Linked DNA regions of Homo sapiens: region 2 is linked to region 1. A link is a loop called in an ENCODE intact Hi-C map of the cell type or tissue named here. Cell type or tissue: B cell. All regions are shown on one strand. Links, peaks and the distances in the headings refer to the core of each region. The heading gives the core; the rest is flanking DNA. Region 1 has its middle 18 kb from the start of ZNF331. Region 2 holds the start of ZNF432 (zinc finger protein 432).

Region 1 (16,204 bases), core at 5,057-13,056:
GCGCCAGTGGGACTGGGAGAAGCCACCCTCAGCAGGGAAGACAGAGATGCCTGCGTGGCCGAGGCCTGGAAGGTCTGCACCATGGTGCACAGAGGCCCCGGAGCTGGGTGAGGCCAGAAAGCTGCTCTGGGGTCAGCGGGGAATGTGCCTGCTGAATCTGCAAGCACCTGAGCTACGTCTTCACAAATGGCCTCAGACCTAGAGTGCAGGGAGATCCCCTGGCTTTTCTGAAGTGGTGGCAGGTGGTCTCCTGGGTAGCAGGATCTGGGCTGCTTACTTCCCTTACCCAGTGAGGGCCCGCGGGGAGCTCTTAAGTTGGGCATCATGGGTCTGCGTGATGTGGCTGCTGTGCCCACATCAGAGGGTTTTTGTTTCTTTTCCAAAGTCAAGCTGCACTAATCTAGACCAGGGATCCCCACCCCTGGGCTGCGGACCGGTCCCCATGGGTGGCCTGTTAGGAACTGGACCGCACATCAGGAGGTGAGCAGTGGGTGAGGGCGCATGACCACCTGAGCTCTGCCTCCTGTGAGATCAGCAGCGCCACTGCATCTCAGAGGAGTGCCAACCCTACTGTGAACTGTGCATGCGAAGGATCTGGGTTGCATGCTCTTTATGAGATCAAACTAATGCCTGATGATCTCAGGTGGAACAGTTTAATCCTGAAACCATCCCCCCGTCTGTGGAAAAACTGCCTTCCACCAAACCAGTCCCTGGTGCCAAAAACGCTGGGAACCGCTAATCTAGACAGTTCTCTGCTAAGGAAGCACATGGTTGAGAAGCATCAGAATCGTTCCCACGGACCATGCTCCGGAGTCTCAGCAGGCTCCTGCAGGTGAGCCCCACTGGCCTCTCCTCTTCCTTCTGGACCTCCTCAGCTTTGGTAATGGAAAGCTGCATCCTCTTCTGTCCCCAGTTCCTCTCTGGGTGTCAGGATCTCTAAAACCCTCTCAGCCGCTGAGAAATCTGTCTGTCTGTCTCACAGTGTGTTTATCCGTGCATCATGAAGGACCCTCATACGGCTGACGTGCCTTGGCTGATGCGAATAACACTGCAGCAAGCGTGGGAGTGCAGATAGCTCTTGGAAATACCCATTTCCTTCAGACGCATACTCAGAGGTAGGATTGCTGGATTGTTTGGTCATTTTGATTTTTAAAATTAAAAAGAATTTTAATTCTCATATTGTTTTGAGTAAAATTAAATTATAACTTGTAAGGCAACTCCATGTTTTTTAGAATTTTTAAAAATATAATTGCTCTACCAATTGACTGTCCCAACAACAACGTACAGGGGTATTTTTTTTCCTCCGCATCCTCACCACTTGTTACCTTTTGTCTTTTTAATAATAGCAATCCTAAGACATGTGAAGTGATACCTCACTGTGATTTTGATTGGCATTTTCCAGATGATTAGTCTATTCAGGCCCTTTACTTTTTTTCGTTGTTGTTGTTGTTTTTGAGATGGATTCTCACTCTGTTGCCCAGGCTGGAGTGCGATGGCACGATCTCGGCTCACTGCAACCTCCGCCTTCCGGGGAGGCGTGATTAGCCGCCACACCTGGCTAATTTTTGTACTTTAGTAGAGATGAGGTTTCACCATGTTGGCCAGGCTGGTCTCAAACTCCTGACCTCAGGTGATCCACTATGCTTGGCCTTCCAAAGTGCTGGGATTACAGGTGTGAGCCACCACGCCCAGCCCCTTTGCTCATCTTTAATAGGGTTATTACTATTATCATATTTGCTTTTGAGTTGTGGGTGTTCCTTATATATTTTGGATATAAACTCCTTATCACGCATAGGGTATATATGGTTTAACATATTTTCTCCCATTATCATGCCCCAATATCACTAAGTTATATTTCACAGCTCCCTCTTGAACACCTGAAAAAATTCCTAATATATTTCCATGTGTCTGTATCCAGGTTATTGTGGTTTTTGCCTGAAAACACATTTATATATGCTGATATTCCCCAATAACTAATATATTTTTTCTCTGTTTTTTTTTGAGACGGAGTCCTGCTCTGTTGCCCAGGCTGGAGTGCAGTGGCACGATCTCAGCTCACTATAACCTCTGCCTCCCAGGTTCAAGTGATTCTCATGCCTCAGCCTCCCGAGTTGCTGGGATTACAGACACATGCCACCACACCCGGCAAATTTTTTTGTATTTTTAGTAGAGACGGGGTTTCACCATATCGGTCAGGCTGGTCTCAAACTCCTGACCTCAGGTGATCCACCCGCCTTGGCCTCCCGAAGTACTGGGATTACAGGCGTGAGCCACCGCGCCTAGCCCTAACTAATATATTTTAAATAACTTTTTGCTCTTGGCACATGGACTAAAACCACATCACTAGGCCTTCAATGACGTCCAATGTCTGCCATCTTATTTCCACTCCAGCTCCGCCCCAGGCATAGTTGCTTTTCTTTTTATTGAAGCCTTCTCCTTTTTTTTTTTTTTTTGAGACAGAGTTTCACACTGTCGCCCAGGCTGGAGTGCAGTGGCGCGATCTCGGCTCGCTGCAAGCTCCGCCTCCCGGGTTCACGCCATCCTCCTGCCTCAGCCTCCCGAGTAGCTGGGACTACAGAAGCCCGCCACCACGCCCGGCTAATTTTTTGTATTTTTAGTAGAGATGGGGTTTCACCATGTTAGCCAGGATGGTCTTGATCTCCTGACCTCCTGATTCACCCGCTTCGGCCTCCCAAAGTGCTGGATTACAGGCGGGAGCCATGGTGCCCCGCCAAAGCCTTCTCCTTGCCAAGTTAATTAAAGAGAATGTTTTCTTCATCAAATTAGAAATTACATCCTCAGAGAAGCTTTCCAGTATTTGTAGTTCTTACAGGCCACATTTATTACAAGTTTATAGACTCCAAACTTCTTCACTGAACAGTTAATAAAAAGGACACAGGCTTATTGTAAAATAATTCATTTAGTGCCTGCCATTCTGATTACACTAGAAATTTAGTTCTCCTGCTCCGCGTTCTGTTATGTGACTGTTCAATGCATTACTTAAAACTGCAAGATTGAATAGAGAGATCAGCTTCTAACATTGATGAATGCAAACCACAAGAAACCAAGTCTCCTCTGCAAAATGATGAAAACACTCGCAAAGTCACTAAAATCAATCATTTCAGACTTCTGAAATTTACCAAAGCCACAGAACAAAGTGAAAAGTATCTATCCCACAGAAAGTACCAAACTTCAGTAAGACAGCAGCATTTGTGTCATTTTAACATGGGCATTTCTGTCACCCTCCATCCTTCGTTCATTGTGGAGCACTGACTTTGTTTGGTTGGTTGTTTGTTTTTGAGACGGAGTTTCGTTCTTGTTGCCCAGGCTGGAGTGCAATGGCGCGATCTCGGCTCATTGCAACCTCCGCCTGCTGGGTTCAAGCAATTCTCCTGCCTCAGCCTCCTGAGTAGCTGGGATTACAGGCATGTGCCACCACGCCCGGCTAATTTTGTATTTTTAGTAGAGACGGGGTTTCTCTGTGTTGGTCAGGCTGGTCTCAAACTCCCGACCTCAGGTGATCCGCCTTCCTCGGCCTCCCAAAGTACTGGGATTACAGGCATGAGCCACTGTGCCTGGCTGCCCTGACTTCTTTCGAAGCTCCTTTTAAACCCTTTCTGTCTCCATCTTCATGTTCACCACAGTATTATTTGCTATGGCCAAGACACGGAAACAACCTAAATTTCCTTCAAAGGACAAATGGGTAAAGAAAATGTGATATATACACATTAAAATATTATTCAGCCATGAAAACACAGAAATTCTGCCATTTATGACAACAAGAAAAAAGCTGGTAGATGTTATGCCAAGAGAAATAAGGAAGACACAGAAAGAGAAATATTGCATGATATTCATTTCTTCATTTCTGGGGAGGCCTCAGAAACGAGGTCCTTACTAAGATGTGGCAGGCTAGTTTTGTATTTTAGACTGCTCATTAAAATATGTATTTATTGGGCCGGGCGTGGTGGCTCACACCCATAACGCCAGCACTTTGGGAGGCCGAGGTGGGCGGATCGCCTGAGGTCAGGAGTTCGAGACCAGCCTGGCTAACATGGTGAAACGCTGTCTCTACTAAAAATACAAAAATTAGCTGGGCATGGGGTGCGTGCCTTTAATCCCAGCTACTCAGGAGGCTGAGGCAGGAGAATCATTTGAACCCAGCAGGCAGAGGTTGCAGTGAGCCGAGATGGGCCACTGCACTCTGGCCTGGACAACAGAACGAGACTCCATCTCAAAAAAAAAAAAAAAAAGTATTAATTGCCTATGGTTTTAAAAAATGCAAGTAGTTTCTGAAGGATAAACTGAAGACTCTTAAACAGAGCACTTCTGTTTTCTGAGTCAACCTTTCTTGTTCAGAGAATGAAAAGATCCAGGATGCCTCACCTAACACCCAGGAGGGTCCCTGACTTCCTGATTCTAGGCCCTAAACCTATGTCCAAGAGAAAAGTTACATCTGTAGTCCAGAGCTTTTTAAATATAGTTATCCAGGCCCCTAAACAGCACAAGAAAATGGAAGCTAACTCCTTACAACTTGTGAAAGAGACAAAGTAGCTGCTGCTTTTTTGTTGCTTATTTTGGATTAATTAAAGTGACATCTTTTTTATTCTACTTTCTTATTTAAAAATTAAAAAACAGGTTGTGTTGACTTACACACTTCTCCATAAAAATACAATATATTGATTCAATATGAAATGTCTACTTTAGTGCCAGATAAATTGAGAATTTGTATACCAAATTTTAACAAATTTGATGTTCTCAAAAGAAACAGCATTATTCACTTTGTTTCAGATGAGACTGGGCTTATGTTCACAAGTACACACTCACAGAGATCTAATTCCACAGGCACACGTGGTAGAGTAGGCTAAGATCATCATGGACAGTAATGACTTGCAATGCCATTTGACAAATCCCCCAACAGAGCTCTGTAAAACCACTAGAAAACGCGCACAACAGCACAACCATCAAAATGAAAACACCTGATGTACAGAGTTGTATAGTAGTTGTATAGTTAGTAGTTGTATGGAGCACCCTTGACATAAGTAACTCCATCTTAGAAAAAGACTCCATCTTACATTTCATGGGGCACTTTGCCAACAGGGACAAGATGTTTTGCTTAGTAAATAAATAATAAGGACTGCATCCAAGCAGATAAGGACATAAACAAGCACATTCTTCCACTATCAGTCCTCCCCACAGGACTCTGGCCATAAAAGAAGCTGGGCTTCAGCAGCTCAAAACGGCCATCTTAACTGCCAACCATCCTGCTGTCATTTGTGATAAGCACTTGACATCTGCTGCCAAAGTTTCTACCCACATCAAAGATTCTTCTTTGCAAGATCAACAGACAACTCAGCCCAGACCAGGAGACTGTTTATGTCTTCATTACTCTCCCCACGCAGGTTCAAGTCTGCTGAGATTTGGTTTATCTCTGATTTATTAGGGAGAATTGGCTCACACGATCACAAGGCAAAGTCCCATGATAACCCATCTGCAAGCTGAGGAAGAAAGAAGCCAGTAGTGGCTCAGTCCAAGTCCAGAAGCCTCAGAAGCAAGGAAGCCAACAGTGCAGCCTTCAGCCTGTGGCCAAAGGCCCGAGAGCCCCCAGCAAACCACCAGTGGTCCAGAGATAACCAGGTCCACACACGTTTGTATCTTTCCACAGTGTCAGGCTTTGATTGATGCTATTTCAATCACAAAAGCCATGAGCCGCCTGGAGTTCCCAAAGAGGCTTGTGATGGTTAATATTAAGTGTCAACTTGATTGGATTGAAGGAAGCCTAGGCAGCTGGTAAAGGATTGTTTCTGGGTGTATCTGTGAGGGTGTTGCCAGAGGAGACTGATGTTTGAGTCAGTGGATGGAGAGAGGAAGACCCACCCTCGATGTAGGTGGACACCATGCAATTGGCTGCCAGCTCAGGTAGAACACAGAAGGCAGAAGAAGGTGGGATACCTTTGCTTGCTGAGTCTTCTGGCTTTCATCTTTCTCCCGTGCTGGATGCTTCCTTCTGCTTCTCCTGCCCTTGGACATCAGATTCCAGGTTCTTTGGTCTTTGGACTCTTAGACTTACACTGGTGGTTTGCCGGGGGCCCTGTGGCCTCTGGCCACAGGCTGACGACTGCACAGTTGGCTTCCTTGCTTCTGAGGCTTTTGGACTTGAACTGAGCCACTACTGGCTTCTTTTTTCCTCAGCTTGCAGATGGCCTATCATGGGACTGGGCCTTGTGATCGTCTAAGCCAATTCTCCCTAATAAACTTCCTTTCCTATAGACATATATCCTATTAGTTCTGTCTCTCTGGAGAACCCTGACTAATACAAGGCAATTCTCTTTGGTACTGCCCCTTCACTTGGTAGTCAGAGCCATAGACACGCAGGCTCAAGCCACTTCACAAGTCAGTCAATATTGCAAACCATACATAGTAGTGTACTTAATCAATATATATAAATGTTATAGATTAAACATTTCACAATAAACAAAGTAATGTTTAACATCAAGAGAAAAGAGATAGGAGAAAAGGGTTAACAAGTCAGTCCAAGGAGAGTAACAAAACCCTTGGTCAGGGCTGGGCAGGCCCATTGGTCTTGCAAGAAGTCTTTGAGGCTTCAGCAGCAGATGCCAAGTGCTCATCACAAATGACAGCAGGACGGTTGCAGTTAAGATGGTTATTTCAAGCCACTGAAGCCTTGCTCCTTTTATGGCCACAGAGTCCTCTGGGGAGGACAGATGGTGGAAGAATGTGCTTGTTTATATCCTTATCTGGTTGGATGCAGTCTTTATTATTTATTTATTAAGCAAAACATCTTGTCCCTGTTGGCAAAGTGCCCTGTGGAATGCAAGATGGAGTCTTTTTCTAAGATGGAGTTACTTATGTCAAGGGTACTCTATACAGTAGTCTTACCCACACGTTCATAGAAACATACAATCTCATCCATGTCATAATGAAGGCCAAAAACCTCACAGGCGCCCTCCCTTACCTGAGCTCCAGGAGGCTCCCTGATGAGTCCACACAATCACAAATCCAGTCACACCCACCAATGATTCTCTCCCAACAACAGCATATATTTTTTAGGGCAAAGCATCTCACACCCCAGTGTTTGTCTAAATTGCACCATTTCGGAAGCCCCCTGCTCTTTTGCAGACCTTGGTCAAAGTGAAACATTTCACAGGGGTTCAGGCAGTGAGAAATATCCTGCCTAACCACCTGACCACAAGGCGAACAAAGACCCAATTAAAGAAACATTCTCATCATGTCCTACTGGGCAAAGGCCCAACTACAAAAACCATCCCTATCATATCTTTCTTGGCAAAGGTCCAAGGAACATCCTGATGAGATCCCACCGGAAAAAGGGCCAAACCGCCTGATCATAAGAACATCTTGTCAATATCCTGCCGGGCAGCAAGCCATACAGCCCAGGCCTCTCCCGCCCATACCAAGGTAACACTCACAGAGACATCTGAAGAGCCAGGCAGTGCTCCCAAGTCTGGGACAGCATCAGAGAACGAAACGCAAAGTCCTGCCCTTACAGAGAGAGCCTTGGCACAGACCCAGTCAGGACCAGGTCACTCCCGTGGAACCTACTCAAGGTCCCTACACACATGCCTGGAGCTCCCCAATCTACTGGGGGGTGGGGGAAAGGGCAGTGCTGAAACGTCCCCAAAATCTCACATGTAAACACCCTACCTAACACTTTCTAGAGGCATTTCCAGCTCGGGGCTGTATTTCCAAGAACGCTCTGGAGGCACAGCTCTTTTCTAAGGAGGGCCATGTTGCATGCTGGGAAATTTTTGAACTTTTCCCAAATCACAGCTTTTAAGCTTTCCGGGCTTATTATTATTATTATTATTATTTTGAGACATTGTTTCACTCTTATCGCCCAGGCTGGAGTGCAGTGGTGTGATCTCGGCTCACTGCAACCTCTGCCTCCTGGGTTCAAGCGATTCTCTTCCCTCAGCCTCCCAAGTAGCTGGGATTACAGGCACACACCACCACGCCTGGCTAATTTTTGCATTTTTAGAGCGATGGGGTTTCACCATGTTGGGCAGGAGGGTCTCGAACTCCTGATCTCAGGTGATATACCCGCCTCGGCCTCCCAAAGTGCTGAGATTACAGGCGTGATTTCTGGTCGTTTCAGACTACATTTCCTTCCCAGAAGGACGCGGGGACACGCCTTCCCTATGGACGGATCCCAAATGCAAGTTGTAAGCAATTATAACTGTAGGCCCCTAGAGCCTGAACCACTTTTCCCAGGAATTTTTTGTGGTGCGCCTTAGGAGCAAGCAAAGTTTCAGGGCAGGAGAAGGCCGACAGGGCTTCCAGCATTTGAAGATTCTGCCAGTCTGAAATACGCTTTCCCAGAAGTCTATGGGGGGTGCAGCTGCTCTAACAGTGGGAGGAGACACCGACGAAAAGCATTCTGACGGCCGCGCTTCCAGCGCTAAGGATTCCCGCGTAGTGAGCATTTCCCAGAGGTCTCTGGGGCATGGCTCCATTAGGGCCGTGTGCAGTTGCCTGCAGGGAAACACTGATGGGCGCCCTTCCAGATACGTCGATTCCCGGGTTATGAGCTACATTTCCCAGAAGCCCTCAAGGCAGGACGCCCTTAGGGTCGCGTAGAGTTGCATGCTGGGAAATCCTGACAGCCGCTTCCAACTCTGTGGATTTCCGGGTTATGGACTACATTTCCCAGAGGCCTCTGGGTCACGGCTCCATTTGCGCCGTGTAGAGTTGCATGCTGGGAAACACTGACGGGCGCCCTTCCAGCTGCGTCGAAGCTTCTCTGGTTTCGCATTACATTTCCCAGAGGGCCTTGGGGCACAGTCCAATGAGGAGCGAGCCGGGTGGCCGGCTGAGGGGCGTGCTTCATGCTCGCGGGATTTTTAAAAATGGTTTCTCCTGGATCTTATCCCAACTGCGCCTGAGACCTTGTTTCACCTCCTGATGTGCTGGGTGTGGTTAGGCCTCGAGCCGGGAGCTATTTGCCTCCCAGGAGGAAGCCAGGGCAGGGTTCCGCGGGGAATGGCGGTGAGGGAGCCACTCGGGACGCGGAGGCCCTAAAATGAAGAAGCTTCGGCCTGAGGCTTCGGGAGCGGCGAGCAGGGAAGTGGGAGTGTGTGTGAGTGTGTGTGTGTGTGTGTGTGTGTGTGTGTGAATAAGCCAGAGGCTGCCTGGTGGGGCCCCGCCGTGGCCCAGTGACTGAGATAATTGTCTTCGTCTGTGGGGTAATGCGAACAAGCCCCGTTCCCCTAAGCCGTGATGCATGCGGGGTTGACGCGGCCGGGCTCTGTCCCCATAAACTGTGACACAGGTGTGTGTAGACGTCTATGAGGGCCATAGCGCCGGGCTGTAAGGGCATCTGTAGGGGTGACGCAGCCGGGCTGTGTCTCTGCACCTCCGTTCTGTGCGAGGTCAATGCTGGTGGGGTCTGCAGAGGTGGCACGGCCAGGACGGGTCTCCGTGTCTCTGAAATGTGCCTTTGCACTTCTGTCAGGTTGACAGGGACAGGCAGTGTCCCTCTGGTGTGAGCGTCTGTGGGTGTGAAAGGGCCAGCGAGTGTGCGGCTGTGACTGGTCGGGATCGGGCCTGGGTGCATGGCCTTTTGAGTGAGCACAGGTGTGTGCGACCATGTCACCTGTCTTTCTAGTGTCTCCGTTGCTTCCTGTGCCTTGGCCTTCCAGCCATGTGGTACCTGCTAGGGAGCAGTGGTCCCAAAGTGACGTGAGAGGCTCTACGCTATTGTGAAAATGACCAAGAAGAAGGCTTCACAAGTCACGAGATGGCAGTTTTGGAGCCAGAAGTGCTCTCCGTGCACACTACCTGGACGACAAGAGGAAGTAACCTCAAGAATAGAATTCCTTTTGGGGAAGAAAGAGGTACCTGACATGGGAGGCGGGGAGGTGGTGAGAGGGGCAGCTCCATGTTTCAGAACCCCAGTTCCTAGAGTTTTCCAGCATTTCTCTGAAAAACTCACATGCCTGTGCCCTCTTATTTCTGATTGATTTTAACTGTGGTCTGGGGACAAGTGTGCCCTATTTTCTTTCTTTGTTTTTTTTTTTTTTGAGACAGAGTCTTGCTCTGTCGCCCAGGGCTGGAGTGCAGTGGTGCGATCTCGGTTCCCAGGTTCAAGCGATTCTCCTGCCTCAGCCTCCCAAGTAGCTGGGACCACAGGCGCACGCCACCATGCCCAGCTAATTTTTGTATTTTTAGTAGAGACGGGATTTCACCATGTTGGCATAGGTGATCTCGATCTCTTGACTTCATGATCCGCCCCCGTCGGCTTCCCAAAGTTCTGGGATTACAGTTGTGAGCCACCGCGCCTGGACGTGTGCGCTATTTTCTAACGTAGCTTGTGATCCAGAAAGGTCCTGGTGCCTCATTCTTATCTTCCTTTTCCCCTCCGGCCAGCTGGCCTTCAGGAAAAGCATCCCGGAGGAGGAAGAAGAAGTGTTATATGTCCTAAAGTAAGGTTTCAGGTGAGTTAGCTTTTTGTTCATTCAATGATTTGTATTTATACAACTTAAGACTATTTACTTTCCTTGGGCCCATTTCTTCCCAAATAGTCATTTATCCCACTAATTCCTCCCCAAGGGATGTGACAGGGCGGTGCAGGTCATTCCTCCGTGTATACTCCATTGACCTACCCTCTTCTAAAATGTCTAAAAATTGTCTAAGAATCTGATGGTACAGAAGAGATTAATTCTAACACTTTATATTACAGTGTGGTTTGGTAAGGAAGGGATTTATTTTTGGGTGGAAGGAAACACCAGATATCTTTGGTCTTTTGTTTATTTTTTATTATTGTAGTTATTTTTTAACATGGTTAATTTTTTAAATTTTTATATAATTGGCAAATGACAAATTGTATTTATTGTGTATATGTTTTTATATATATGTATACATTATGAGATGATTAAATCAGGCTGATGAACATATCCATCACCTCACTAATTATTATTTTTGTCATGAGGACATTTAAACTCTACTCTCTTAGCAATTTTCAAATATACTATATTTTTTTTTTATTTTTTTTTTCTTTTGCCCTTGTCCCCCAGGCTGGAGTGCAATGGCATGATCTCAGCTCACTGGAACCTCTGCGTCCTGGGTTGCAGCGATTCTCCTGCCTCAGCCTCCCAAGTAGCTGGAATTATAGGCACCCACCACCATGCCTGGCTAATTTTTGTATTTTTAGTAGAGACGGGGTTTCATCATGTTGGCCAGGCTGGTCTCAAACTCCTGATTTCAAGTTATCTGCCCGCCTCAGCCTCCCAAAGTCCTGGGATTACAGGTGTGAGCCACCATGCCCTGCCTTTGTCCCAATTTTTAATCAAATTTTTTTTTCACACTCTTGAGTTGTGTGAGTTTCTTATATATCGTGAATATTAACTGCTTGTCAGATGTATGGTTTGCAAATATTTCCTTCTACTCCATAGGTTCTGTCTTCACTCTGTTGATTGCTCTGCTGTGCATAAGTTTTTTAATGATGCAATTCATTTGTCTGTTAGCCACCATGCCCAGCCTTGATTTCTTTTTCAAATAGTTGTTAGTCTATAGGGATACTATTTTTTTTTTATACTTTAAGTTCTAGGGTACATGTGCACAATATGCAGGTTTAATCCATAGGTATACATGTGCCATGTTGTTTTGCTGCACCCATCAACTCGTCATTTGCATTAGGTATTTCTCCTAATGCTATCCCTCCCCCAGCCCCCCAACTCCGACGGGCCCTGGTGTGTGATATTCACCACCCTGTGTCCAATTGATCTCATTGTTCAGTTCCCACCTATGAGTGAGAACATGCGGTGTTTGGTTTTCTGTCCTTGTGATAGTTTGCTCAGAATGATGGTTTCCAGCTTCTTCCATGTCCCTGCAAAGGGCATGAACTCATCCTTTTTTATGGCTGCATAGTAATCCATGGTGTATATGTGCCACATTTTCTTAATCCAGTCTGTCATTGATGGACATTTGGGTTGGTTCCAAGTCTTTGCTATTGTGAATAGTGCCACAGTAAACATATGTGTGAATGTGTCTTTATAGTACCATGATTTATAATCTTTTGGGTATATACCCAGTTATGGGATTGCTGGGTCAAATGGTATTTCTAGTTCTAGATTCTTGAGGAATCGCCACACTGTCTTCCACAATGGTTGAACTAATTTACACTCCCACCAACAGTGTAAAAGTGTTCCTGTTTCTCCACATCCTCTCTAGCATCTGTTGTTTCCTGACTTTTTAATGATTGCCATTCTAACTGGTGTGAGATGGTATCTCATTGTGGTTTTGATTTGCATTTCTCTGATGACCAGTGATGATGAGCATTTTTTCATGTGTCTGTTGGCTGCATAGATGTCTTCTTTTGAGAAGTGTCTGTTCATATCCTTGGCCCACTTTTTGATGGGGTTTTTTGTTTTTTTCTTGTAAATTTGTTTGAGTTCTTTGTAGATTCTGGATATTAGCCCTTTGTGAGATAGGTAGATTGCAAAAATTTTCTCCCATTCTGTAGGTTGTCTGTTCCTTCTGATAGTAGTTTCTTTTGCTGTTCAGAAGCTCTTTAGTTTAATTAGATCCCATTTGTCTATTTTGGCTTTTGGTGCCATTGCTTTTGGTGTTTTAGTCCTGAAGTCCTTGCCCATGCCTGTGTCCTGAATGGTATTGCCTAGGTTTTCTTCTAGGGTTTTTATGGTTTTAGGTCTAATATTTAAGTCTTTAATCCATCTTGAATTAATTTTTATATAAGATGTAAGGAAGGGATCCAGTTTCAGCTTTCTACATATGGCTAGCCAGTTTTCCCAGCACCATTTATTAAAAACGGAATCCTTTCCCCATTTCTTGTTTTTGTCAGGTTTGTCAAAGATCAGATGGTTGTAGATGTGTGGTGTTATTTCTGAGGCCTCTGTTCTGTTCCATTGGTCTATATCTCTGTTTTGGTACCATTACCATGCTGTTTTGGTTACTGTAGCCTTGTAGTATAGTTTGAAGTCAGGTAGTGTGATGCCTCCAGCTTTGTTCTTTTTGCCTAGGATTGTCTTAGCAATGCGGGCTCTTTTTTGGTTCCATATGAACTTTAAAGTAGTTTTTTCCAATTCTGTGAAGAAAGTCATTGGTAGCTTGATGGGGATGGCATTGAATCTATAAATTACCTTGGGCGGTATGGCCATTTTCACGATATTGATTCTTCCTGTCCATGATCATGGAATTCCATTTGTTTCCTCTTTTATTTTGTTGAGCAGTGGTTTGTAGTTCTCCTTGAAGAGGTCCTTCACATCCCTTGTAAATTGGATTCCTAGGTATTTTATTTTCTTTGTAGCAATTGTGAATGGGAGTTCACTCATGATTTGGCTCTCTGTTTGTCTGTTATTGGTGTATAGGAATGCTTGTGACTTTTGCACATTGATTTTGTAAGGGATACTATTGATTTTTTAATGTTGACGTTGCATACTACAACTTTACTGAATTCATTTATTATTTCTAGTCATTTTTTGATGGAGCTTTTAGGGTTTTTTATATGTATAAGATCATGTCATCTGCAAACAGGAACAGTATAACTTCTTCACTTCCTATTTGATTGGCTTTTCTTTTTGTTGCCTAATTGCTCTGCCTAAGGCTTCTAGTACTACATTGATTAGAAGTGGTAAGAGTGGGAATCCTCGTCTTGTTCCTGATATTTCAACTTTTCACCATTGATTATGATGTTAGCTATGTGCTTGTGTTATATCACCTATATTATATTGAGGTACATTCCTCAATACCTAATCTGTTGAGAGTTTTTGTTAGGAAAGCCTGTTGAATTTTGTCAGATGCTTTTTCTGGATCTATTGTGATGATCATATGGATTTTATCCTTCATTCTGTTAATGTGCTATATCAGATTTATAGATTTGTATATGTTGAACCATCCTTGCATTCCTGGGATAAATCCCGCTTGATCATGTTGAATGATCCTTTTTATATGCTACTGAGTTCAGTTTGCTAGTATCTTGCTGAGGATTTTTGCTTTTAGGTTTATCAAAGGTACTGGCCGGTGATTTTTCTTGTCTTGCAGTGTCCTTGTTGGGTTTGGTCATGCTGTTCTTATAAAATGGGCTTGGAGATAGTCCCTTCTCTTGGATTTTCTGGAAGAGTTTGAGAAGCATTGTATTAGGTCTTCGAATGTTTGGTAGAATTCAGCAGTGAGGGCATCAGGTTCTGGTCTTTCATGGGAGATATTTATTGCTTATTCAACCTCCTTACCTGTTGTTAGTGTGTTCAGATTTTGTATTTCTTCATGATTCAATCTTGATAGATTATATATTACTAGGAATTTATTCATTTCTTCTACATTATTCAATTTTTTGGCGTAGAAATTTTTTTTTTCTTTTTTTTTTGAGACGGAGTCTCGCCCTGTCACCAGGCTGGAGTGCAGTGGTGCGATCTTGGCTCACTGCAAGCTCCGCCTCCCAGGTTCACGCCATTCTCCTGCCTCAGCTTCCCGAGTAGCTGGGACTACAGGCGCCTGTCACTGTGCCTGGCTAGTTGTTTGTATTATTAGTAGAGACGGGGTTTCACCATATTAGCCAGGATGGTCTCGATCTCCTGACCTCGTGATCCGCCCACCTCGGCCTCCCAAAGTGCTGGGATTACAGGCGTGAGCCACCGCGCCTGGCCCGGGAACTAATTTTTTTTATACCAGGCCTGCATTGATTGCATTATAAGAAATATAACTTGCTGGGCGCAGTGCCTCATGCTTGTAATCCAGCACTTTAGGAGGCCAAGGCAGGCGGATCACGAGGTCAGGAGTTTGAGACCAGCCTGACCAACATGGTGAAACCCCGTCTCTACTAAAAATACAAAAATTAGCCAGGCATGGTGGCATGTGCCTGTAATCCCAGCTACCCAGGAGGCTGACACAGGAGAATCACTTGAACCCGGGAGTTGGAGGTTGCAGTGAGAGCCGAGATTGTGCCTGGGTGACAGAGCGAGACTCCATCTTAAAAAATAAAAAAAAGGAAATATAACTTAAGGAAGTCCTGAATTTAAAAAAATGATTACTCAAGGTAAAAAAATCAGAGTTATGAAGGTGCTGGTACCTTGTAGTTATTAATAAATGTTTGAATGGATAGGCTTGTGGGAAGCATAACAAGTGTATCTCAAAAATGTCCACACCCTAATTCATGAATGCAGGAATATGTGATGTTGCACGGCAAGGGAAATTTCAGTTGTAGATGGACTGAAGTTATTAATCAGCTAACCTTAAGATAGGGAGATTATCCTGAATTGTGCCAGTGGGCCCAATGTAATCACAGGGTATTAGAAGTAGATGAGGGGTGCCAGAAGAAGAGAAAGAGGTGAGGATTTACTGTTAACTGTATTTACTGTTAACATTTTGTTAACAGGTATGTGTCCTGTCTCCCACTCCCCCACTAAACACGTGTGTATGTTTGTTTCTGGAACATTAAATCCTGCTAATTGATCATGTAGATGAGTTAAAGACTCTTCAAATCTTAGTTTGTGAAAGAAATCCAACCCAGCCATGGGTCACATTACATTTGTGTACATGTGGAGAAGAGAGAGGCAGGCCAGTTATCTTTCTCTTGCTTTGAAAGGCTTCACGTTTACACCTTATAGAATTAGAGATACGCCATTTCAAACTAATCCCATGACAGCAGATTATCAAGAAAGCCTTTCAGAATTAGATTTTCTATGATTTTAATGTTTCTTTGACAGAGAATGATAATCAGTGATATCTGATGCCTTCCAAATATACACAAGTAACATTTCCATGATTATATGTACAAGTAACAAATCCAAGGTATATGAAATCCAAATATATGAAATGACTAAGATGGCAACAATTTGAAATAATTACACGAATCTCCCATATCACATAGAACACATGATTCAGTCTCTTGCTAATATTCTTGATTTGGTATCTCTTCTCAGATTAGATTCTTTAAACTTGATTTCTGATGCAGAATCATGTCTCTATTTCCCTAGTTGCTGGTAAAGAGGGAACATTTTCTTACGTGTCTTAGAATCGTTTTTGCTAATTCTGCTGATTCAAATAAATTCATGCTTAACATCAGGCTTGGAAAGTTATTTTTAGTTAGCATTCATGATATTGATAGCTGATTGAGAAGCACATATTTTAGCATAAGAAAACAGCAGCCTCATGTTTCTTTTCTAAAAATGGATTAAGGGATATGTAATGTCAGTGATCTTTAATAAAAACAGCT
Region 2 (16,204 bases), core at 3,517-11,516, 1.5 Mb before region 1:
AACAAAAATTAAGGTTTTATATCAAATCCTCTCAGTAAAAGCGGGTTTTATGTATAAATTTTAATTTTGGTATCTATTGACCAGTCAAGAAAGTATATGCTACTGACATCTAGATATCTGATATAAATTGTTTCATTCACTGTTAAGCCTTCCCAGCTAATACTAGCATAAGACATAGAGAGACTTCAGATGCTAGAACCACAGGATACTACATTCATGTTTAATTGTTAAATGGATTAAAAAATAGAAATGTACAGAAAACATGAGAAACTATTAAAGAGTAACCAAATTGGGAAAACTTATTCTTGGAAACATACATTAAATATATATGTATGCACACATACATATAAATATATGTTTATGTATATATACGTATACAGTCACAGGTATATGTGTCTATTAACAGAAAGGTTATATTAAATACACTGAAGAGATAATTAGTGAGTTGGAATTCACAGTAAAAAAAATAACAGGGCCAGGTGTGGTGGCTCACACCTGTAATCCCAGCACTTTGGGAGGCTGAGGCAGGCGGATAGCTTGAGCTCAGGAGTTCAAGACCAGCCTGGGAAACATGGTGAAATCCTATCTCTACCAAAAAGACAAAAATTAACCAGGTGCGGTGGCACACACCTGTGATCCCAGCTACTTGGGAGGGTGAGGTGGGAGGATTGCTGGAGCCCAGGAAGTTGAGGCTGCAGTGAGCTGTGATCATGCCACTGTACTCCAGCCTGGGTGACAGAGTGAGACCCTATCTCAAAAAATTAAAATAACTGAAAAATGAAGCAGAGACACAAAGTGACAGAAAGTATGAAGGAGACTTTACTAAATATGGAAGACAGAGTGAGGCCTAACATATGCCTATACATAGTTTTTGAAATATTATATTCAAATAAGAGAAGCAATTTCCAAATATCTGACTGAGAAATTTTCAGAACTGATTAAATATCCTATAACTCAAATTTAATAAATCAACAAAGCCAAGCAGAAAATCTGCATCTAGACACATCAGACTGAAACTATTGAACATCAGATGCACATATAACATTATGCAAACAACTGTTAATAGAAGGAAAAGATGCATTACCATCAAAAGAAAAATAAAATGTCCTAACAACTGACTTCCACAGAAACAAAAGAAGCAAGAAAAGTGCAGAATAATGTCTTCAATGTCCTGATTCTGTGGCAATTGGCAAATTGTATGGTATGGCCTAGCCCTGAATGCCACTGGAAAATAAATTGAGACCCTCTTGTCAACTAAACTGCCACTCTCCTGTCTCAACATGACTTATAATCACATGGTAGTAGGAACTTGAGGCAGGAAAGAGCTAGGTGCAAATTTGTGGGGAAAAGCAAGAGAGATCAGATTGTTACTGTGTCTGTACAGAAAGAAGTAGACATAGGAGACTCCATTTTGTTCTGTACTAAGAAAAATTCTTCTGCCTTGAGATTCTGTTAATCTATGACCTTACCCCCAACCCCGTGCTCTCGGAAACATGTGCTGTGTCAAACTCAGGGTTAAATGGATTAAGGGCGGTGCAAGATGTGCTTTGTTAAACAGATGCTTAAAGGCAGCATGCTCCTTAAGAGTCATCACCACTCCCTAATCTCAAGTACCCAGGGACACAAACACTGCGGAAGGCCGCAGGGACCTCTGCCTAGGAAAGCCAGGTATTGTCCAAGGTTTCTCCCCATGTGATAGTCTGAAATATGGCCTCGTGGGAAGGGAAAGACCTGACCGTCCCCCAGCCCGACACCCGTAAAGGGTCTGTGCTGAGGAGGATTAGTATAAGAGGAAGGCATGCCTCTTGCAGTTGAGACAAGAGGAAGGCATCTGTCTCCTGCCCGTCCCTGGGCAATGGAATGTCTCGGTATAAAACCCGATTGTATGCTCCATCTACTGAGATAGGGGAAAACCGCCTTAGGGCTGGAGGTGGGACATTCGGGCAGCAATACTGCTTTGTAAAGCACTGAGATGTTTATGTGTATGCGTATCTAAAAGCACAGCACTTAATCCTTTACCTTGTCTATGATGCAAAGACCTTTGTTCACGTGTTTGTCTGCTGACCCTCTCCCCACTATTGTCTTGTGACCCTGCCACATCCCCCTCTCGGAGAAACACCCATGAATGATCAATAAATACTAAGGGAACTCAGAGGCTGGCGGGATCCTCCATATGCTGAACGCTGGTTCCCCGGGTCCCCTTATTTCTTTCTCTATACTTTGTCTCTGTGTCTTTTTCTTTTCCAAGTCTCTCGTTCCACCTTACGAGAAACACCCACAAGTGTGGAGGGGCAACCCACCCCTTCACAAATTGATGGGATAATCTATCCCCATATAATCACAGAGATTAATACACAGAGAAAAGAACAGACTTGCTGAAGTCTGCAAATTCTTAATGCTGCTGATCTCATCACATTCGGGAATTATTTCACACGAGAAATAAATCTGTTTGAAAAAAAATGTAGGTTTCTACCTAATTTCATACTCAAAAATAAGTTTTTCCTGTTTAAAGTCCTTACCAGAAAGCAAAAGAACCTGTGGAAGCAGAAGCAAATACGAAATATATTCATGTTAAAAGCCATAAAGGAAAAAAAAGGGACAAATTTTATGAGAAAAAAAATTTAATTTCTACATTGAAAAACAGATCATAAACAAAGCTGAAAGAAAAATGACAGGCTAAAAAAAACTTTGCAATAAACAAAAGATCAATATATAGTAGATATAAGCAACTCATTAGCCAGTAAGAAAAAAGTTTTTTTAATGTAAAAATCATAAAGTCAGGCATTTCACAAGAGAAAAAAATCCAGTTGGCCAAGAAATACACAAGAAGGCTTTCAACCTCACCTGTGATGAGGAAAATGCAAAATAAGACAAAAGAATATTGGATCATTGAAAATTGTATAATTTGATAATGTCATATTTTTAAGTATTGGCAAAGATTTAAGGCACAAAGGACTCCATGTATCAGTTTCTATGTGGCAGGCACTCATCTAAATACTTTACATAGTTTAACAATGTTTTCATGTATGACTTTAGACAAATGGAATTTTATACAGTCAATATTCTTCAATTAATTGCAGTGATTATTCCTTTATATTCTAAAACTACACCACCTAAGGTAGGGGTGTCCAATCTTTTGGCTTCCCTGGGCCACACTGGAAGAAGAAATGCGTTGGGCCATGCATAAAATACACTAACACTAACGATAGCTGGAAAAAAATGCAAAAAATTCTCATTATAAGAAAATTTACAAATTTGTGTTGGGCCACATTCAAAGCCATCCTGAGCTGCATGCAGCCCACAGGCCACAGGTTGTACAAGCTTGATCTAAGGTGACCAACAGGTGGAATGTGATTCCACTGAAGCAAAAGAAGTCATAATAAATGTGTTTATATATGCAGACACATACATAAAACACATGGATTTATAAATACACATATATACAGAGATGCACACATTTCAGTGACAGCAAGTATGTGCTACCAAACATTTGTTGAAGCAGTATAAGAGGATTAGGAAGAAAGTTATGAAGAGGGAATCTACTTTTACTTTTTTTACCTTTTTTTTTTTTTTTTTTTTCGAGACGGAGTTTCGCTCTTGTTGCCCAGGCTGGAGTGCAATGGCATGATCTCGGCTCACCACAACCTCCACCTCCCGGATTCAAGCGATTCTCCTGTCTCAGTCTCCTGAGTAGCTGGGATTACAGGCATGCGCCACCACACCCAGTTAATTTTGTGTTTTTAGTAGAGATACGGTTTCTCCATGTTGGTCAGGCTGGTCTTGAACTCCCGACCTCAGGTGACCCGCCTGGTTGGCCTCCAAAAGTGCTGGGATTACAGGCGTGAGCCACTGTGCCCGGCCCGGAAATTTACTTTTTTAACCAGTGTGTACTTCATCATCAGAATTTATTTCCCTGTGAGGCCAGGTGCAGTGGCTCACGCCTGTAATCCCAGCACTTTGGGAGGCCGAGGCGGGTGGATCACCTGAGGTCAGGAGTTCGAGACCAGCCTGGCCAAGATGGCAAAACCCCATCTCTACTAAAAATACAAAAACTAGCCAGGCATGCAAGTGCACACCTGTAATCCCAGCTACTCAGGAAGCTGAGGCAGAAGAATCCCTTGAACCCAGGACGTGGAGGTTGCAGTAAGCCAAGATCACGCACTGCACTCCGGCTTGGGCAACAGAGTGAGATTCCATCTCAAAAAACAAAAACCAAAAAAAAAAAAAAAAAAAGAATTTTTTCCCTTTGGATTCCATGAGTAATTTATGTAATTACAAAAAATAAAAGCAATATAAGTATGCAAGAATTGGAGGTGAAAATGCAGAAGGATATTGTATATTCTGAGATGAGGTGAAGTTATCAAACATGGCACCCAACGACTCAAGACCTTATCAGACAACTCCCTAATGCCAAATCTGCAGTTAATGCCAGTTCAGCCACATGTTCAGGAAAATGGAAGCTATGCACACCTTCCATTTTCCTAGGTCACTTAGATTTTATTCCTAAATAAGCTCACACAGACACGCAAGACTTGAGTGTGTGGCCTTGCTTTCGTCCCCTAAAAAAACTGTTTCCACTGAGTTTGCCTGGTCTATTTCCATAGGAGTCTCTGAGGAACCGTGTAATAAACAGCAGTAAGAAATCTTCTGCCTTTATTAGAAAGCTAGTTCAAAACACTGTTCACCATATCACCTCTGGGAAGAATAGCAAATTTTTCTTGAGATCTAAGTGCCATGAAATAATAATCTCCTGAGGAACCTGTCTGCTTTCTCCCCACAGTCACTGTATAACTTAGTGTGACTTTCTTGTACTGGCTGTCAGAGACATCAGATGCAAACTGAGAGCTAAGGTAATGGAAAGGATCTTCTAGTCAGGCATTATTTTCCAACATCAGTCATTTTGTAGGAATCACATAAACACTATATTCCTGATCTTACTTTGCCATGATGTTGGAGTTAGATTTAAAGTTTATTTCTCTCTAGATTCTGAAATGATTTCTTACGGGTCTCTACAAATCCACTATGGAATAAAGGAGAGAATAAAATAGAGAAAAAGTCACCTGGGCATTGATCATTTTCTTCTGTTGTGGGAAATGGCCAGCACCTGGGATACTCTGTCTTTGTCTCCTCTGGATCTGCCTTAAATTTCTATTTAGAAACTTCAGTCACCAGTGAAGGGTGTCCACAGAAATCATATCTAGGTCCTGGAATCTTCCTCTTTCTTCATTTACTTCTTGTCTCTTCCCAGGGTAGCCAGGACCTGTGGACTGAAGAGCAAAACAACTTTCAGGGGTACATTCACCTTAACACGTGGCCCTGAATATTTGTCTCTTTATTTGGTTCTCTCAAACCAAGGAAACACAAGACCCTCAATGTAGGCCAAATGCCTTTCTTCGGTGAAGTGTGGAAGTAACATGAAGATGAAAGGGGAGGTCACAAAGGAGAATCCACATAGCATCATGCCTAAGCAGTAGGTAATTCTCATATCAGTTTTTTAAATCAGGCCATATGGATGGTGAGAAACTACATTTTTTCCTTTATACAATGTTACTCTCACACCTCTTTAAAAGTCTTTATATATATTTAAAAGTGTTTATATACGGCCAGGCATGATGGCTTACACCTGTAATCCCAGCACTTTGGGAGGCCGAGATGGGCAGATCACCTGAGGTCAGGAGTTCGAGACCAGCCTTGTCAACATGGTGAAACACTGTCTCTACTAAAAATAGAAAAAATTAGCCAGGCATGGTGGCAGGCACCTGTAATCCCAGCTACTCGGAGACTGAGGCAGGAGAATGGCTTGAACGCAGGAGGCGAAGTTTGCAGTGAGCCCAGCCATTGCACTCAAGCCTGGGCGACAAAAGCAAGACTCCATCTCAAAAAAAAAAAAAAAATGTTTATATACACACTTCAATATGAAGAACAAGAAACACATAGAAAAAAAGAGGGAGACAGAGAAAAGGAATACGAGTTATAAATACAAATTTAGAAAACAATTCAAAAATATAAATACTGGGAAAATAGCCGCCTTTATATACTAACATACAAAACCTGAAACACCCATAAAAATATGCAGTACATTTGCAAGAGGAAGGATAAAAATAGGCTCTTGTTAATTTGTGCGCAGTAATTTAAAAACATAATGTTAAATAGAAAGCCTATTCATCCGCCCCCCTTCACCCCCAAAAAACTTTCATTTTCTGCAGGTTCAAGAGCATGGGTTGTTGTGGAAAGCCAGAGGATTAGAAAACTCATTGTGGAGGAGGTACTCGGACCTGAAACTTTTAGGAAATGTTAACGTTCATCAAGTCTGTTCCAGCCAAAGTTTGAGCTCAACACACACACACACACACACACACACACACACACACACACACACACACACACACAAAACCAGCCAGGGCTCTTGTGAAAAGACTTCGGCTTTCACTTGTCTCTAGACAAAAGACCACCACCCCGCCAGATAAAATAGGAAAACCTGGAATAGACACACACGTACACTGGATTCCCTTAATGATTCATCAATCACTAAGCCTCAGATTAATCCAGAATGTGAAACAGAAGTCACATTCGTTGACAAAAGCCACCCCATCGATTCTCAATCACTGAGCCCCACTGGGGAGTGACCCGCGAGGACCACAATCCCTGACCTCAGTACTCTTGGTCGTTGATCTATTCAGGCCTTTAATCACTGACCACCAGAGCCTCCATGAGGGACCCCAAAGATATCCTATCACAGACACCCACCAGGGACTCCTACCAGCTCCCCTCCAAAAGGAAACACCCGCCCCCGCCTCCCCCAACCCCCGCGCTACCTCCACCATATAGCGCCACCAACAACGCAGACGCCCTCAGAAAGCTCCCTCCCACCACGTTTCCACGCCCTGACCCACACACTGACCTGACTCTCCTTGGAATCGCCGCGACCTCTTAAAAGCTGAACTTACTTCCCTAAACTTCTTCCACTTCTGGGCCCCTCGCCCAACTCCCTCCCCCTCTAAACCTCCAGAGACGGTCAGCCGCGTTTCCATGGAGAGCGGAATGCGGCCTTCCGGCTTTTCCTCAGGAGGAGACGCGTCCGCGCCGGCGTCGCCTCGCCGCTCTGGGGGCGGCCATCTTTGAGTACGTGACGTACAGAAGGCACAGCGGCCGGGAGACGCGGTGGACGGAGGCCTCTTAAACTGTCCGATTTCCAGACACCTCAGCCCTGGCAGAAAATGGAGAGCTTATCAGAGGCTTGAGTTCACACAGGCAGACACGGCGTGGGGGTAAAGTCCTCTGAACAGACACGGAACAGAAATAAGTTAGTCTTCTCCTCGCAGGGGACAGTGAACGGCGCAAACTTCTCAAAGGCCAGAACCCATTATTACCACAAAGGCGCGGCATCCCTTCTTAGCGGTTATGATGGCTGTGACGTCTCAGCTCAATGGAAAATTAAAGTCACCTCTGGGCACCTCAGTCACTATTGTAAATGCGAAGCGTTTTAGAAGCCGTATAAAAACTGAAGCAAGAGAGACTAGAACAAAAAATAAGCGAGCGGTGCGTTGCAGGTAACGGAGCCAGAGCCCTTAGGGGAGAGCATCATGGGGGCGGCCATCTTAGGGGACGTTCGGTGTCCGTACGGCAGAACATATTCTCTCTGAGAAGCTTGCGGTGGAACTGGCCCATGGAAATGTCTTTAGAAGAGAAGAACCACCTGGCTCTGTTCTTGACTCTGGAAAAGAATCCTTTTCTAGAATTATTTAGGTTGTTGCCAGATTAATTTCCTTTAGAGAGTTTCCTTGCCCCCACGACTTCCTATCTTTAAAGCCAACAATAGTATGTGAAATCCCTTTCATATTTGAAACCACTGACTATTGCTGCTGCATCTCTCCGGTTTCTCCTATTCTTAAGTGCTTGGGCAATCCAGAATAATCTCCCAATGCTAAAGTCAGCTGATTAATAAACTTAATTACAATGCAGAGTCCTTTTTGCCATGTAACATAACCATGGGAATTACTCTGGGGTTGTAGATCTGGCTATGATATGATGACACTAATGAATATTTTGCAATAAAAACATACTATTTTAAAATATATATATACATATATCTTTATATATGTATATTTCTACAGAATTATTACAAGTTATGTCTTATGATGGTTTCTTATAAGAAGCAAGGAGGAAAAGGTCCTTAACATTTTCAATTGTGTTTTTTTTAATAATAAAGCATGCATTCTAATTTACAAAAACCACAATAAAGGTACTTTCATCATGTCAGTCTTGAGGCTGAACAACACTTAACATTCTTTTTCCTTTTACCTGTCTGCCTTCTCCCTTCCCCTACACTCTCTATACCCCACCCTCCAGGCTCTCTGTTCCATCATCTTATGCGTATGGCCCCTTTCCCCTGTGCCCTCTTATTACTTCCATCTATCACGCAGACACACACTGTCACTCCCCTAAACACTCTAGTGTTAAACAATTGCTGCTGATTGTTTTTTGACAAGTGCCCTATGGGTAGGAGTGTTCACATAAATAAAGTCAAGCCAAATAGAGAAATACTATGAGAATAGACCTATTCAGCAGGCTGCAAAGCAGGCTTAGTAGTGAACATTCTGTGGGGATGGAGGCTTTTGGGTGTTTCAGAGCCATTTCTGCCATTTTCAGAGCCATTTCTACCTCCTCAAGTGCAGATATTCTGCTAGGGTGCAGATATTCACTGTTACTGTTGTTAAAAGGTGGTTGCTTTTCAAGGCTACCTTGAAGCTGAGGATATGGGGATAGGATTAGGGCAAGCTAAATACCACAAGCTCACTGTGGCCGGCATTGTAGACTTAATTGGCCATTCTAGAAGAGGAACTAACTGGCTTCTAGCCAGGGCCTAAAAACTAGATCTAGATAGCCAAAAAGATTACATTAAACTTCCTCTAGTGTCCCATCTATCAGATTCCAATCCTGAAGGACCAAGTCAATCTCTCTTCTATTTCATCTCCTTTCTCCCATCTTATAAAAGATCTTTGGAAAACTCTGTTTATTTCATATATAACAGAGCTGATATTTGTATGTTTTGTGGAGATGATGTTTCATCATGTTGCCCAGGCTGGTCTTGAACTTTTGGGCTCAAGCAATCCTCCCACCTCGACCTTCCAAAGTGCCAGGATTACAGGCATAAGCCACCATGCCTGTCTTAACATTTAATCTTTTCAAATTACTTCACTATGTATTCTTTTTTGTTGTTGTTCTTTTTTTCTGTTTACTTCACTGTGTATTCTAAGCACAAATAAGAAATTCTTATTTCCTAATTATTGTTTATTTCCATATATATAATATATTTTTTTAATAAGTTTTTTTTTAGACTGCATCTCACTCTGTCACCCAGGTTGGTGCGCAGTGGTGCAATCTCAGCTCACTGCAAACTCTGTCTCCCGGGTTCAAGCAATTCTTCTGCCTCAGCCTCCCAAATAGCTGGGATTACAGGTGTACCACCACACCCAGCTAATTTTTGTATTTTTAGTACAGACATGGTTTCACCATGTTGTTCATGCTGGTCTCAAACTTCTGAACTCATGTGATCCACCTGCCTTGGCCTCCGAAAGTGCTGGGATTACAGGAATGAGCTCCAACACCTGGCCCATTTCCTAATATTTGTATACACTTGCTATATTTTTATTTTTACCACACATAAAAATCAAGGCAAATGCAAGCCATGGATCTTATACATACAAAGGCATGTAGAACTATAATCATATAGTGAATATTCATGCATACTGAGGCAGGTTTTTAGATGCTCAGAGTCTGAAATTGCACTGCATGGTATTTCCATAAAATGTCCTGGGGCATACTCGGACAGAATAGCTCAAGTGCAAATTATAAGCATATATTCCCCAAATTGTATCCTGTTTGAATTCATCAAAGTTGAAATGAAGGAAAAAATAATAAGGGCAGCTGTGGGGAAAAGAAAGAGAGATCAGACTGTTAACTTGTCTATGTAGAAAGAAGTAGACAAAAGAGACTCCATTTTGTTCTATACTAAGAGAAATTCTTCTGCCTTGAGATGCTGTTAATCTGTAACCCTAGCTCCAACCCAGTGCTTGCAGAGACATGTGTTGTGTTGACAGAAGGTTTAATGGTTTTAGGGCTGCGCAGGATGTGCTTTGTTTAAAAAGTGCTTGAAGGCAGTATGCTTGGTAAAAGTCATCACCATTCTCCAATCTCAAGTACCCAGAGACACAATACACTGCACAAGCCCACAGGGACCTCTGCCTAGGAAAGCCAGGTATTGCCCCAGGTTTCTCCCCATGTGATAGCCTGAGATATGGCCTCATGGGAAGGGAAAGACCTGACTGTCCCCCAGCCCAACACCCATAAAGGGTCTGTGCTGAGGAGGATCAGTAAAAGAGGAAAGCCTCTTTGCAGTTGAGATAAGAGGAAGGCATCTGTCTCCTGCTCATCCCTGGGAATAGAATGTCTCGGTGTAAAACCTGACTGTATGTTCTGTTTACTGAGATAGGAGAAAACCACCTTAGGGCTGCAGGTGAGACATGCTGGCAGCAATACTGCTCTTTATTGCACCGAAATGTTTGTGCTCGTGCACATCAAGGCACAGCAGCTTTCCTTAAACTTATTTATGACACAGAGACCTTTGTTCACATGTTCTCCTGCTGACCCTCTCCCCACTATTACCCTATTGTCCTGCCACATCCCCCTCTCCGAGATGGTAGAGATAATGATCAATAAATACTGAGGGAACTCAGAGACCAGGGCCAGCTGCGCAGGTCCTCCATATGCAGAGCGCCAGTCCCTGGGGCCCCCTTTTCTTTCTCTATACTTTGTCTCTGTCTCTTATTTCTTTTCCTGGTCTCTCGTCCCACCTGACGAGAAACACCCACAGGCTGTGGAGGGGGTGGCCCCCTTCAGGCAGCCAGAGAGAAAGGTCGGCTTACCCACAAAGGGAAGCCCATGTGACTAACAGCAGATCTCTCAGCAGAAACCCTACAAGCCAGAAGAGAGTGGGGGCCAATATTCAACATTCTTAAAGAAAAGAACTTTCATCCTAGAATTTCATATCCAGCCAAACTAAGCTTCCTATATGAAGGAAAAATAAAATTCTTTACAGACAAGCAAATGCTGAGAGATTTTGTCACCACCAGGCCTGCCTTACAAGAGCTCCTGAAGGAAGCACTAAACATGGAAAGGAACGACCGGTACCAGCCACCACAAAAACATGCCAAATTATAAAGACCATAGATGCTAGGAAGAAACCACATCAACTAACGAGCAAAATAACCAGCTAACATCATAATGACAGGATCAAATTCACACATAACAATATTAACCTTAAATGTAAATGGGCTAAATGCTCCAATTAAAAGACACAGACTGGCAAATTGGATAGAGTCAGGACCCATCAGTGTGCTGTATTCAGGAGACCCATCTCACGTGCAGACACACACATATGCTCAAAAAAAAAAAAAGGGATGGAGGAAGATCTACCAAGCAAATGGAAAACAAAAAAAAGCAGGGGTTGCAATCCTAGTCTCTGAGAAAACAGACTTTAAACCAACAAAGATCAAAAGAGACAAAGAAGGCCATTACATAATGGTAAAGGGATCAATTCAACAAGAAGAGCTAACTATCCTAAATATATATGCACCCAATACTGGAGCACCCAGATTCATAAAGCAAGTCCTTAGAGACCTATAAAGAGACTTAGACTCCCACACAATAATAATGGGAGACTTTAACTTGCCACTGTAAACATTAGACAGATCAACGAGACAGAAAGATAACAAGGATATCCAGGAATTGAACTCAGCTCTGCACCAAGTGGACCTAATAGACATCTACCGAACTCTCCACCTCAAATCAACAGAATATACATTTTTCCTAGCACCACATTGCACTTATTCCAAAATTGACCACATAGTTGGAAGTTAAGCACTCCTCAGCAAATGTAAAAGAACAGAACTTATAACAAACTGTCTCTCAGACCACAGTGCAATCAAACTAGAGCTCAGGATTAAGAAACTCACTCAAAACCGCTCAACTACATGGAAACTGAACAACCTGCTCCTGAATGACTACTGGGTACATAACGAAATGAAGGCAGAAATAAAGATGTTCTTTGAAACCAATGAGAACAAAGACACAACATACCAGAATCTCTTGACACAGTTAAAGCAGTGTATAGAGGGAAATTTATAGCACTAAATGCCCACAAGAGAAAGCAGAAAAGATCTAAAATTGACACCCTAACATCACAATTAAAAGAACTGGAGAAGCAAGAGCAAACACATTCAAAAGCTAGCAGAAGGCAAGAAATAACTAAGATCAGAGCAGAACTGACGGAGATACAGACATAAAAAACACTTCAAAAAATCAATGAATCCAGGAGCTGGTTTTTGAAAAGATCAACAAAATTGATAGACTGCTAGCAAAACTAATAAAGAAGAAAAGAGAGAAGAATCAAATAGACACAATAAAAAATGATAAAGGGGATATCACCACCGATCTCCAGAAATACAAACTACCATCAGAGAATACTATAAACACCTCTACGCAAATAAACTAGAAAACCTAGAAGAAATGGATAAATTCCTGGACACATACACCCTCCCAAGACTAAACCAGGAAGAAGTTGAATCCCTGAATAGACCAATAACAGGCTCTGAAATTGAGGCAATAATTAATAGCCTACCAACCAAAAAAAGTCCAGGACCAGACAGATTTACAGCTGAATTCTACCAGAGGTACAAAGAAGAGCTGGTACCATTCCTTCTGAAACTATTCCAATAAATAGAAAAAGAGGGAATCCTCCCTAACTCATTTTATGAGGCCAGCATCATCCTGATACCAAAGGCTGGCAGAGACACAACATAAAAATAGAATTTTAAACCAATATCCCTGATGAACATCGATGCAAAAATCCTCAATAAAATACTGGCAAATCAAATCCAGCAATACATCAAAAAGCTTATCCACCAAGATCAAGTTGGTGTCATCCCTGGGATGCAAGGCTGGTTCAACATACACAAATCAATAAACATAATCCATCACATAAACAGAACAAAAGGCAAAAACCACATGATTATCTCAATAGATGCAAAAAAGGCATTCGACAAAATTCAACAGCACTTCATGCTAAAAACTCTCAATAAACTAGGTATTGATGGGATGTATCTCAAAATAATAAGAGCTACTTATGACAAACCCACAGCCAATATCATACTGAATGGGCAAAAACTGGAAGCATTCCCTTTGAAAACTGGCACAAGACAGGGATGCCCTCTCTCACCACTCCTATTCAACATAGTGTTGGAAGTTCTGGCCAGGACAATCAAGCAGGAGAAAGAAATAAAGGGTATTCAATTAGGAAAAGAGGAAGTCAAATTGTCCCTGTTTGCAGATGACAAGATTGTATATTTAGAAATCCCATCGTCTCAGCCCAAAATCTCCTTAAGCTGATAAGCAACTTCAGCAATGTCTCAGGATACAAAATCAATGTGAAAAATCACAAGCATTCCTATACACCAACAACAGACAAACAGCCAAATCATGAGTGAACTCTCATTCATAATTGTTACAAAGAGAATAAAATACCTAGGAATCCAACTTATAAGGGATGTGAAGGACCTCTTCAAGGAGAACTACAAACCACTGCTCAACGAAATAAAAGAGGACACAAACAAATGGAAGAACATTCCATGCTCATGGATAGGAAGAATCAAGATCGTGAAAATGGCCATACTGCCCAAAGTAATTTATAGATTCAATACCATCCCCATCAAGCTACCAATGACTTTCTTCACAGAATTGGAAAAAACTACTTTAAAGTTCATATGGAACCAAAAAAGAGCCCATATTGCCAAGACAATCCTAAGCCAAAAGAACAAAGCTGGAGGCATCACGCTACCTGACTTCAAACTATACTACAAGGCTACAGTAACCAAAAGAGCACGATACTGGTACCAAAACAGAGATATAGACCAATGGAACAGAACAGAGCCCCCAGAAATAGTACCACACATGTACAACCATCTGATCTTTGACAAACATGACAAAAACAAGAAATGGGGAAAGGATTTCCTATTTAATAAATGGTGCTGGGAAAACTGGCTAGCCATATATAGAAAGCTGAAACTGGATCCCTTCCTTACACCTTATACAAAAATTAATTCAAGATGGATTAAAGACTTAAATGTTAGACCTAAAACCATAAAAACCCTAGAAAAAAACCTAGGCAATACCATTCAGGCCACAGGCATGGGCATGGACTTCATGACTAAAACACCAAAAGCAATGGCAACAAAAGCCAAAATTGACAAATGGGATCTAATTAAACTAAAGAGCTTCTGCACAGTAAAAGAGACTACCATCAGAGTGAACAGGCAACCTACAGAATGGGAGAAAATTTTTACAACCTACCCATCTGACAAAGGGCTAATATCTAGAATCTACAAAGAACTTAAACAAATTTACAAGAAAAAATCAAACAACCCTATCAAAAAGTGGGTGAAGGATATGAACAGACCCTTCTCAAAAGAAGACATTTATGCAGCCAACAGACACATGAAAAAATGCTCATCATCACTGGCCATCAGAGAAATGCAAATCAAAACCACAATGTGTTACAGGAAGGCAGGGACCCCAAACAGAGAGACCAGATGGAGCTGCGGCAAAGGAACATAAATTGTGAAGATTTCACTTTAATATGGACATTTATCAGTTCTCAAATAATACTTTTATAATTTCTTATGCCTGTCTTTACTGTAATATCTTAATCCTGTTATCTTCATAAGCTGAGGATGTACGTCACCTCAGGACCACTGTGATAATTGTGTTAACAGTGGTTCTGCTTTTGCCCTTTGCCCTGTGATCTTTGTTGGACCCATATCAGTGGTTCTACTTTTGCCCTTTGCCCTTTTCCCTCAGAAAGATGTAATCTTTGTTAGACCCTTATCAGTGGTTCTGCTTTTTGCTCTTTGAAGCATGTGATCTTTGTACCTACTCTCTGTTCTTACACCCCCTCCCCTTTTGAAACCCTTAAAAAAAAAACTTACTGGTCTGAGACTCAGGCGGGCATCACAGTCCTACCGATATGTGATGTCACCCCTGGAGGCCCAGCTGTAAAATTCCTCTCTTTGTATTGTCTTTATTTCTCAGCCGGCTGACACTTATGGAAAATAGAAAGAAACTACATTGAAATATTGGGGGCAGGTTCCCCCAATAACAACGAGATACCATCTCACACCAGTTAAAATGGTGATCATTAAAAAGTCAGGAAACAACAGGTGCTGGAGAGGATGTGGAGAAATATGAACACTTTTACACTGTTTGTGGGACTGTAAACTAGTTCAACCATTGTGGAAGACAGTGTGGCGATTCCTCAAGGATCTAGAACTAGAAATACCACTTGACCCAGCCATCCCATTACTGGGTATATACCCAAAGGATTATAAATCATGCTGCTATAAAGACACATGTCCATGTATGTTTATCGCGGCACTATTCACAATAGCAAAGACTTGGAACCAACCCAAATGTCCATCAATGATAGACTGGATTAAGAAAATGTGGCACATATACACCATGGAATACTATGCAGCCATAAGAAAGGATGAGTTCATATCCTTTGTAGGGACATGGATGAAGCTGGAAACCATCATTCTGAACAAACTATCACAAGGACAGAAAGCCAAACACCACAGGTTCTCACTCGTAAGTGAGAACTGAACAATGAGAACACTTGGACACAGGGTGGAGAACATCACATACCAGGGCCTGTCGTGGGGTGAGGGGAGTGGGGAGGGATAGCATTAGGAAAGATACCTAATGTAAATGACGAGTTAGTGGGTGCAGCACACCAACATGGCAAATGTATACATATGTAACAAACCTGTACATTGTGCACATGTACCCTAGAACTTAAAGTATAATAAAAAAAATTAAAAAATAAAAGATTAATGGGCCAGGGTTGTGGCTCATGTCTGTAATCCCAGCACTTTGGGAGGCTGAGGCAGGTGGATCAACTGGGGTCAGTAGTTCAAGACCATCATGGCCAACATGGCAAAACGTGGTCTCTACTAAAAATACAAAATTTAGCCAGATGTGGTGGTGCACACCTGTACACACTTGTAATCTCAACTACTCAAGAGGCTGAGGCATAAGAATCGCTTGAACCCGGTAGGCAGAGGTTACAGTGAACCGAGATCATGCCACTGCA

Evidence for each region. Hi-C counts contacts between places; a loop is a spot of excess contacts. Peaks named below come from ENCODE experiments on the same cell type or tissue, not always from the same donor. Only the 100,000 strongest peaks of a DNase experiment are listed, where the experiment ranks them.
Region 2: it touches region 1 in a loop (19-fold over the local background); 2 of 110 quality-filtered maps call a loop at or near these places.

Annotation. Positions count from the first base shown.
Region 1 is chr19:53,512,216-53,528,419 of GRCh38, forward strand. It overlaps a transcript of ZNF331 not described here. Among named protein-coding and RNA genes, the nearest start is that of ZNF331, 18 kb to the right of the region's middle. RefSeq lists enhancers at 7,509-8,283, 8,284-9,057, 8,548-8,747, 9,058-9,831. In B cell, for the core only: no CTCF peak of the experiment used is centred there; a DNase peak (open chromatin) is centred at 8,726; H3K4me3 peaks cover 1,560 bases; H3K27ac peaks cover 1,404 bases.
Region 2 is chr19:52,041,794-52,057,997 of GRCh38, forward strand. ZNF432 (zinc finger protein 432) reads right to left here and starts at 7,045. Exons shown (of 5, transcript NM_014650.4): 1 at 6,902-7,045; 2 at 5,061-5,267. The coding sequence starts at 5,075. RefSeq lists an enhancer at 6,828-7,417. In B cell, for the core only: no CTCF peak of the experiment used is centred there; DNase peaks (open chromatin) are centred at 7,108 and 7,438; H3K4me3 peaks cover 1,969 bases; H3K27ac peaks cover 1,782 bases.